2 separate regions of the Homo sapiens genome follow, and region 2 is linked to region 1. The links are chromatin loops, found by intact Hi-C in ENCODE. Cell type or tissue: endothelial cell of umbilical vein. All regions are shown on one strand.

Evidence for each region. Hi-C counts contacts between places; a loop is a spot of excess contacts. Peaks named below come from ENCODE experiments on the same cell type or tissue, not always from the same donor. Only the 100,000 strongest peaks of a DNase experiment are listed, where the experiment ranks them.
Region 2: a loop joins it to region 1, with 5 times the contacts of the local background. A loop is called at or near these places in 1 of 110 quality-filtered maps.

The regions. Positions count from the first base shown.
Region 1 is chr6:142,004,808-142,009,807 of GRCh38, forward strand. All of the region lies in intron 1 of LOC105378031 (a long non-coding RNA gene), which reads right to left. Among named protein-coding and RNA genes, the nearest start is that of GJE1, 130 kb to the right of the region's middle. In endothelial cell of umbilical vein, no CTCF peak of the experiment used is centred here; no DNase peak of the experiment used is centred here.
Region 2 is chr6:142,199,085-142,204,084 of GRCh38, forward strand. It overlaps VTA1 (vesicle trafficking 1), which reads left to right. Exons shown (of 8, transcript NM_016485.5): 7 at 4,901-4,981. Among named protein-coding and RNA genes, the nearest start is that of VTA1, 54 kb to the left of the region's middle. In endothelial cell of umbilical vein, no CTCF peak of the experiment used is centred here; DNase peaks (open chromatin) are centred at 1,327, 1,947 and 2,317; H3K27ac peaks cover 2,687 bases.

The DNA of each region.
Region 1 (5,000 bases):
AGAGAGATATAGAAAATATATGTTATATATAAGATATACATGTTTTATATATGATACATGTTATTTATATATATTATTTTATCTGCTAATCCTCCATGGGTGCTGATATGTTTCCATTACTGATGTTATGAAGAAATTACTATTCACACACACAAATAAATCAGCAATTATGGCATTTTCTGCTCAAGCACAGTTGATAATTTACTGAAAAAATTTAAAAATAAAAATTATGAGGATATTGCCTACCATGTTTGGCAACAATCCACAAGACTAACACCATTTTATGCTTCAGAGTTTATTGCAAATATAAATGTATTTTTAGGCAAGAAACGATTTGAGAAACCACAGTATTCCCTAGCTCATCCTGGAAATGGTAATTAGCACATCAGTAAATCACTTGTAGAATTTTATTTCCATGAACAAGAAAATAATGTTATCTCACTCAGTGCAGCAGGCTGATGTGAGTTATGACTTTCAGAAAAATGAAGCCTTATGATTAGCCACCAAAGGTGCAAATTTATGAAGATGATGTTGCTAGTACAGCAACATATTATTCTGAAGCACAGAGTAATGCTCACAGAACATTCTAAAGAATTCCCTAGAATAGCTTAAGAGCACAAGTATATCCTGCCCCATTTCCTTCCCCCTGAGATCAGAGTGCTGAACCTTTTTATTAATTATCTTTGTTTGGTTTGGTGCTCTTAAATACTCCAAGAAAGTTTCTTTGAATGTATCTATAGCAAGTTGCTTTGTACTATAAATTCATTTTAGTAGTTACAATTTTAAGAAGAAAGCTGGTTAAACGCTGATAAAATGATCCAGGCTATTATATAAATAATCGCTACCTGCACAGTATTTACGCATCACTTTAAAGCTCAATGTAGCTTGTAAATTTTTTAATCTACTTGTTCCTTCATTTTTCAGTGATTACTTTTATTTTTGCATTATTACACAGTTCATAGAAAAAAGATGTGTATTTCTTCTGTTTTTCTGCTGAAAATTACTTAAGAGAAAATGTCTTATTAGACTGCTTTGAATTACTCATTTACTAATCTAGAACTCCCTATGTCTAACAACATCACGAAAAAGAAATAATAAAATAATAGAATAAAAGCATGGAAATGGGACCTTATAGATAATCTATGGATAATCTAAAGTGGCAGTCTACAAGAATCCCACCAAAATATCTGTCCTGTGCATCCATAGCTTATTCATGGGGAATTTATCACCAGTGCGTATTTAATCTTCATACACCCATGGCAGTTACTCTTTACATCTCCAATGGGTCTTCTCTGTTATTCTGCATTATACCTGTGTAAGATGAAATAAAATAAAGTCTGTTTGTATATTAGATTGCTTACATATTTTCAGAGAAAGATGGTAGAGTAAAATTGATTTTACCCTAACCTCTCAGCAATCAACTAAAAGCAATATTTAAATAATGAAAACAAAATTAAATAGACAACTTCATTTCTAATAAAACAAAGAAGTAGTGACTACCTCATATCACAAATTATGATGATATATGTCAAGTAAAGTAAATTTGGGTCAAATCATGAGATAATGCAGAAAGTAAATATAGATTTTAGGCAACAGCCTGAATTCTTCAAAACTGATGGAATTTTTTTAAGAACCCAACAAAAGGTTGTTATGTAGAAAAGCAGAGCCTGGAAGAGGATTTGAGTTATGACAGCAACCTTTGCCCATTTCATACTTGAGAGGGGAAAGAGAAATAGGGCTTATGAACAATCACCAAAAGGCATCATAATAAAAGTAACAAGGATAAACTATATAATAAAAACCAAAGAATACCTAAGCAACGTTTCTGAAAAAGAATGAGAATCTATTGTCTATCAGAGTTTCTTAGAATAACATGTTGGAATAAGTGGATATTTGCTGAAGAAAGTTTGAGTTCTAATAACATCTCTACACCTCTAATTTCTCAGATAAATAGCAATATATTTGAAATATTCAATTTTTAACAAAATTTCTGACTGGTCATATCTTAAAGTATTATCATTTCAAATCCAATTTATTTCTAAATACTCTCTTTTTGTCAAAAAAAAGACAAAAGGGACCCAGATTCTTCTTATGAACTAATGAAGAAGCAGAAAGAAATACTTAAATATAATAATGTCATGGTTATAAATGTCTTTAAAAATAAATAAGGTTCTATAAAATTCAACTAGTTAGATTACATTTCTATTTCTGAAACATCAAAATAAAGGCAGGAGTTTTCCTCGTTTCCTAAAAAAGTCACCGTCAAGTAGCAAAAATAAGAACCAGAAGCAATTATAATTGTAAAAATGATAAATTCATTAAACAAATATTTATTACGTCACTATATGGTACACATTTTGTTTGAAGTACCCTGACATAAGTACAAAGACAAGTAAACTAAACATAATTTTTGTTCACGTGGAATTTACAGTCTACTGAGAGATTTAAATGTACTAATATGTTCTACTGCTTTATCTTTAAATAATGAGAGAATTTGAGAAATGAGAAGAAATAACTAATTATGATAGGTGAAAATTAGTTAATGTTACTTCTAGTTTGATTGTGACAAAATAAATACATGTGACAATGTTGATTTGGAGATGATTAAAATATAAACTAACATTTTTCCTAATTATTGTCACTTTCTTATTATGTGGAATGAATATTTTCCAGTCTAATTAACAAAATATGCTTTGTGTCACATATAAAACAAAAAAATGTATTGTTGTGATGCCAGTTCCTTTCAATAAAAAATATTTGGCACTATAAATATATAATAACAAAATGTATAAGTATTAAAGAAAATTGTTAAAATTTATTATTTTATTCTAAATTACATATATGGGAAAATATATTTATCACAAAATAGCTATTATGAGCCTACTATGCATAAAATCTCAATGTACTATTATATATTTTATGTCCAGGATTTTTACTTTTAAATAATCTCTATCAATTAAGAGAAAAAAGCAGTCTGCTTATTACTTAATAAAAAGTGAGATACTTTACTGTAACAACTCGTATAGTGATAAATATATTTAAAAGTGGATGAAATGCTATAGGAATCCAAGTCATAAAATTAAATTTATAGTTATAAAAGGTGAGATAGAAGGCAGGTGTTCTCCTTATCCTCTCCGCAAATCATTCTATGGCAAAACCCAGAAGCAGAAGCACAAACTCCAAGCCTTTGGATTTCAGAAAAAGTTTACAGAGCACCTTTCTTGAAAATAAGTGGTATATGCAATTCTACATGCCATATTTATCTTGGAGGAAGACATACATCTCTTCAAGGAGCATTCTACTGGTGAAACTCAAAAAGGAAAAAGGCTGCATTGAGAGACATAACACTCTGTATTCAGATGTAAAACTCCAATTATTCTGGTTAGCCTCTCATATAGCTCCGGCCCCATTCCAGTCCTGTGAATCACTTAAAAATGGCTGATCTAGGGGAAACTCATGTTACCAAATCCAAGTGAAATTTTTTAAATGACCATTGTATGCGTATCCAAGGATATTTAAAGAAAAAAAAGTTGAACACAGAGAAGAGAACACGGAAAAACAAACAGTAAATTAGGAGTATTCACTAGAAAAATATTGCCACAAAAACAGATAAAAAGACTGATTAACTGTATTGCCACTAATGAACAGTATTAATGAAGAAATCTTCTATATAGATCAAGAGCACAATGTCACAATACAAGAGTTTAGAAATAACAAGTCAAGACCTAAGATGTGATCAGCTTTGTTTACTCTTCTACATTTCTTGAGAAGAAAGTACCCTATTCGTATTAGGGTGTTAATTTCAAAAATATCTGTGAAATCTACTGTATTGTTTATATTATACAGGTCTAGATCTTTATTATTTTTTATATACTTGACTTGACTTGAACTGAGAGTGATATATTTGAATATTTTACCATTCCAGTTTATCTGTAAATTTTATTTTGCATCTCATGTAGTTCCTGCCTTATGATGGATATTTGTTATAGTATTTGGTATGCAGGTATTTAAAACTTCTATATCTTCATGGTAAATTGTAAACCTTCACATCATGAGTGTCCTACCTACCTACTTTTCAAGTTGAATTTTTCACTTTAGTACTCCTTAACCCTATGTGTCTGCCATACCAAATATCTTACAGTTTCATTAATGAGTCATTCATTGTATCTCTCTCTGTCTCAGTGGAACACGCTACCCCAATTAATTAGTTTACCTGGCACTTCAACAAGACTTCTCTGAAGGTTATGCTCTTTCCTTTTACTCACTAGACCATATAAATATCTCTGTTATAGTATTAAAAATATAAGGCTAACTATTATTTTCCATTTATGTCCTCTTCTAGACTATAAACTTTTTAAAAATAATTGCTTTGTGGATTTATCTCTGTGCCCTCAGGGCCTGCAGTGTAGCCAACACTCAATGGGTGTTTATGATTTTAGGCAGTGTGATGAGATTAAAGCTATATTCCAGGCATCAGTTAAGGTTATAAGAAAAAATATTTAGTTCTATGCAGAACAGCATTCAAGGTAAAGCTCTGGGCAAAATGTCATAGCCACAGCCAGATAGGCTGGACGGATGAAGAGAAAAGAAAAACATATGACCTGGCACAATTTTTGGTGAAAAAAAAGTAGAGTTTAAGAGGAAAGATGGCTCACATAAATGTGGCATATAAATACACAGAAGGCCACCTCAGATACTGGAATCTGGACAAGTATAGCAGGCAGAGTTCTGAGAAGATACTAAGACCCTTGGTTCCTGATATATACATGCCTTCCTCTAATTATTCAAACCAAATCTATGTGCTTCTGTGAAGGAATTTTGCAGTGTAGTTAGATCCTAGATCAGCTGACTTTAATAAAGTTGAGGCAGTGAGTCTGATCTATTTACGTGAGCCATTAAAGGGGAGGAGGCTCTTCTTAACCAAAGAAATTTAAAGTATGAGAGGGACTCAATAAGAGCAACTGTTTATTGCTGGCTTCAAAGGTGGAGGGAAACATGCC
Region 2 (5,000 bases), 190 kb after region 1:
GCATGAAATCTCAGTAACAATGAAATCATAGACAGGTGAAAGCAGGGATTCGGATTTTTTTTTTTTAACCTTACACTTTAAAAAACTAACAGGAAAGAGAGACCTATCTGTGAATAAATCAGTACTGTATGTTTATGTTTTTATTTTTAAAAATCTGACAAAGTTAGTCCTTAGTAGTTAAGTCAGGGTCAGTAAAGACACTTTGACAAAATTTCAGTTACTCTTCCCTTTAATTGCATTGTTGACAAAATGTCACCTTTATCTCCAAGTAGGACACTTGCAGCTATAATTTAAATTTTACATTTAATTTTTTCAAAAACTTTTCTTAAAAATTTACTTTTATCCCAGGTGACTTATGGTACTAAACTATACAAACACTTTAAAATAATTAATGGAATGATAGTCATCCTTCATGCCCTGATTTCTACTGTTCCTATTATGTAACACACTACTACTTTACTTTTATTTGTCAGCCTTATTTTACCCAAATTTTTTTTATTTTACCCAAATTTTGCATGAATTACATTATATGCAAGTTTTCTATTTTGACCATTGTAACATCAAGTATGATTAGTGTCTTTCCTCCTATTTTAAAACTTACAAGTTTATATTATCTGCAAAAATATTGCTAACGTTTTCTTTAAGATTATTGATGAAATGATAATTTTAGCACTGATCTTTTTTTGTGTCTTCAGTCAGCATATTTGACCTTGACTTTTCAATATTTTATGGCCTATGTGATGATATTAATAGACAAACCTATTTGCATTTGTTTTGGAAGTAAAATTTCTTGGAACACTTTTAAGTATTTTATTATGTTTAGAAATATTCATTATTTCCAGTGTGGAATAATGTAAGTGAAACCAGCTACTTAGATCTGTTTGCCTTAGATGAATACTGTTCAGATTATACTTGAAGGTTGAAATCCTGATCAAGAGTCCCAGACACAAGCATTCTCATAGAGGAGCCAAGGGGAAATAAAATGCATTTAGGAGGCAAATCATATTGGTTATTTGTTTCTACCCCATGCTAAAGCATAAACTCAGCTGATATTTAACTTCTCGTGACCTTAATTTTTCCTCTTTCTAATATGAAATTAATCATACTTACTTCTCATGGTTATTTTAATTATTAAAAGGGAAAAACTGTAAAAATGGACTAGTAGTAGGCCTATCACAAAATCAGTGTTCAGCAGATTAGCCTCCTTTCCCTCTTTTTTTCCTCTTCCTTCCTATTTCTGTGCCAAGGAAAGTCAAGGTATTTAATGGCAAGTTAATGAACACTTAAAATTATTATGCGAATCAAGAGAAGTATCACAACTGGGGGTAGGATATTAACCTTATAGAAAGACTGTCCAAGGAGTTTTGTTTTAGACAGTATATCTCAAGGCAGAGTTGTGGTATAGGCACATCAGTATATATTTTATATATAGGTACACTCTATGAGTATACAAAAGAGAACACTTTTAACAGGAGGGCTATAGTAGATCGATCCATATGAAATTGCTAGTTTTGTGTAACAAAAATGATAAAGTATTGATAGTCTTATATGTTCAAACTAATACACAGTGTATCCTGGCTAGAATATTCATGACATAAAGATAAATATTAGGTGGTTTTCCATTAGAAAGTTTTTTGTCATAAACAGTTCAATTTGATCTAGTTAACTCTAGCATGAGCCTCTTGTTTTCTCTGTCTTTTGTTCCTTAGAGGGAAGAATAAAACTAAAAAACTTAGAACTTTTATAGAATGAGATCCTATCATATTTTATACACTCTTGTAGCCTTACCAGTCAAATGATTATCATGGCTAATTTCCACACTTATTCTTGCAGCAACTATATTATGTATTACTGTCTTTAACTTACAAACTCTCAAGAGACTAAGCAATTATTCTAAGAAAACAAACATACCCAGTAATGACAGAACCAGGATTTGAATCCACGTTTTTTTGACTTCATGTTTTAGCCATGTGCCTTCTATGTTCCTTCCTCTAAGGAACTAAAATCCTCTCAAATTAAAACCTACTTTTCTGATAGTATATTTCCCTTTAAGATTGGTTTGAGATGTTGAAATCTCCTCCTTTTAGCCCCAGATTTTTTTCTATTATATTTGAAACAGTAAAAAAAGTTCATAGTTGCCTAATAAAAAACAAAATAACATTTTTAATAATATAAATAATAGCAAATGTTTCCCCTCTTACTCACGTTAAGAATGATTTATTTTCTCTCATATAAAGGTCCAGGATGCACTTTTATCAAAGGGAAATCCTTAAGATAACTGAAAAGAATAGTATGTACTAATTTGCAGTTTTTAGTTCTTCCACAAAAAAGCAAAGGAGGTGCAATGAGGACAGGGATAGTGATTGTTTAAACAGGCGAAGTGTTTGCTTCTTGTGCTTTCAACACTGCACAGATATCACATGTAGTTGATACAGTGTGTTTTTTTCTTTCTCAAGAAACATAAGCTTTTTATAGTTCATATTACAGGAGAAGATTTTAGTAATAAAGCTAGATTAAATAATATAATTATTTTATGATTAAAGCTAGCCTTTCATTGTAAAATGCAGCTCACTTCATAGATCAAAATGTAGGCTGTGTACTTGTGTCAGAAGTACCATGTTTGCATTCTTCTGTAAGCTTTGATAACCTGTTGTTGATACTCTGGCCTACGCATTTCTCTCAACCCTGTTTCTCATGATTACACTAAGGTTTCACTCATTCTTTCCTTATACTGTTACTCATAGACAATATAGGTAACATTCCTTTCTTCCTTTTTCTGTGTCTCTCCAAATGCTGTGTTCTTTCAGGAGTCTGTTTAATCACACTTTCTGGATAGTCTTCTCTATAAATAGAGATTTGTTTGGAGGATTTTAATTTAGGCAGAAATGCAAATTACTTAGCAATGAATGACATTGATCTATAGATTGGACCATTAGAGTATAGTAGATTTACCTTGTTTTTTAAGATGTATATGAATGATATATGTAATCTACATAAGCCTAGGTACACCTGTTTCAAAGCACTAGACATGACTAGTGTGAAGATCCATCTCAGATTTTACATTCTAGCATTTTTAAAATAATATATATTTATGTGCCTTTCAGTGTTTGGCAAGTTTTGTGGAGAAAATTGTCAGATGTTTATAATTTAAATATATTTGGTGAGTACTTATCAAAATCAAGCAAAAAATAGTCATTGAATAGGTCAGCCTAAGATTTGGCTGTCTCCTCACTTTGCATTTATACTTTTATACAGTTTTCTATAAATATATTCATATACACAGTATATGAGAATATTTACTGTAGCATTATTTGTAATAGCAAAAGATTGGAAATTAAAACTTAAATGTCCATCAGTAATGGATTGCTTTATAAGCTATGCATGCAGAGAATGGGACACTATGGAACCATTAAAAACAGCAAGACAGATTTATACGTATTAATCTGGAATTATTGCTAGGACACATTAAGTGAAAAATGCATAAAACTAAAGTATAGTATGCAGAACTTACTACCATTTGCAAAACACACACGCAAGTATGCCTTCTAGAAGATTTTGGTTTAGATAAGTACACAAATTTCTTAGCAGAGAACAGCATTGACATATATATAGATTGGATTGGACACACAGTTATTTGTAGGTGGGTGGAAAGGTGTCATAGAAACTGGTACTAGCCCTAAACTTTGGGGTAGGAGAGGCAGGCTTTCTCCTTTATATTTTTTTGTACTATATAAAATTTGTACTTCACCTTTCATCTGTATCCCTGTGTACTTTAAAATTTTTCAATTTTTAGTTAAAAAGCAATATTTATATGGCTTTTAATAGTTCCAAAGGGTATAAATACAGAGCGAGTTTGTCCTGGAAAACAATTAAGTGAGGTAAATAATGTATATTTAAACCATTTTTTCTCTTAGGTTGGGGTTGAGAAAAATCTTAAAAGTCAAAACTTCTTACCAGAAGAACTTTAGAACTTCATACCAGAAAAACTTTAGACCTTTAGAAAATTTTAGAACTTCAGCCATCTTTTGTGAAACCGTTATTCTAGAACTCTCAGTGGATATATATCCATCCCCCTAGAAACTTCCTATTTATTTTAACCTTTTTCTCTGTTTCCTTTTTCTTATTCCAGTATTTTTCCCACTTTACCCTTTCTACAAATTGCCTATTCGAATTCAGTGTATTAGTTTGGCAAACAGTCCATCTTGAGAGACTGTTTAACTCCATTGATTTGGAGTAATCAACTTTTCCTCATTTTATTTTCCTGCTGATTGAATCATTTCAGTCCTTTTTTGGGGGAACTTTTAACACTTTTTGTTAGTTTTTTAGATGATTAATAAATAATCTTCAACTTCAGTATATTCCTTACCATTAATCAAGAATGCTAAGTTATTCATTGATATGACAGTTTTGAAATGTTCTAACAAAGTCAAAACAGTTGTTTATTGGATAATTGTTTATTGGATATGTAAAAATATCTTAAAATGTGTAAACTAGAAAATTACAAATGTTAATTTGTAATTTCATGCACAGTGATGAAATTGGATTCATCCTCTAAGTTAAACTAAATTAGAATTATGTTCTACTTTATCACCAAATTATTTAATTGGCTGAGAAATTGAAAGGTAGGGAGTTTGCTACTTCTACAGATATTTGGTAAGCTTTAATGGAGAAGTAATGCGAAGCATTAGACAAAATACATGTTAGGAAATGCATAGCCCATACACATATGTAAACACTTGATATCCTCCAACATCAACTAAGTATGTCAAGTTAGAATCCATTGATGTTTCTAGAAAATAAGCAAAGTAATGAAATTGCCTCATGATTTTTAAGTGCTGCCCTGCTGTATAATTAAAAGGTGTAATACTTCTATGCCCATTTTTGCTTTTCTGATTTGCAGGTGTAGCAAGTAATACTATCCAACCTACTCCACAGACTATACCTGCCATTGATCCCGCACTTTTCAATACAATTTCCCAGGGTAAGTCAGCTGACTATTT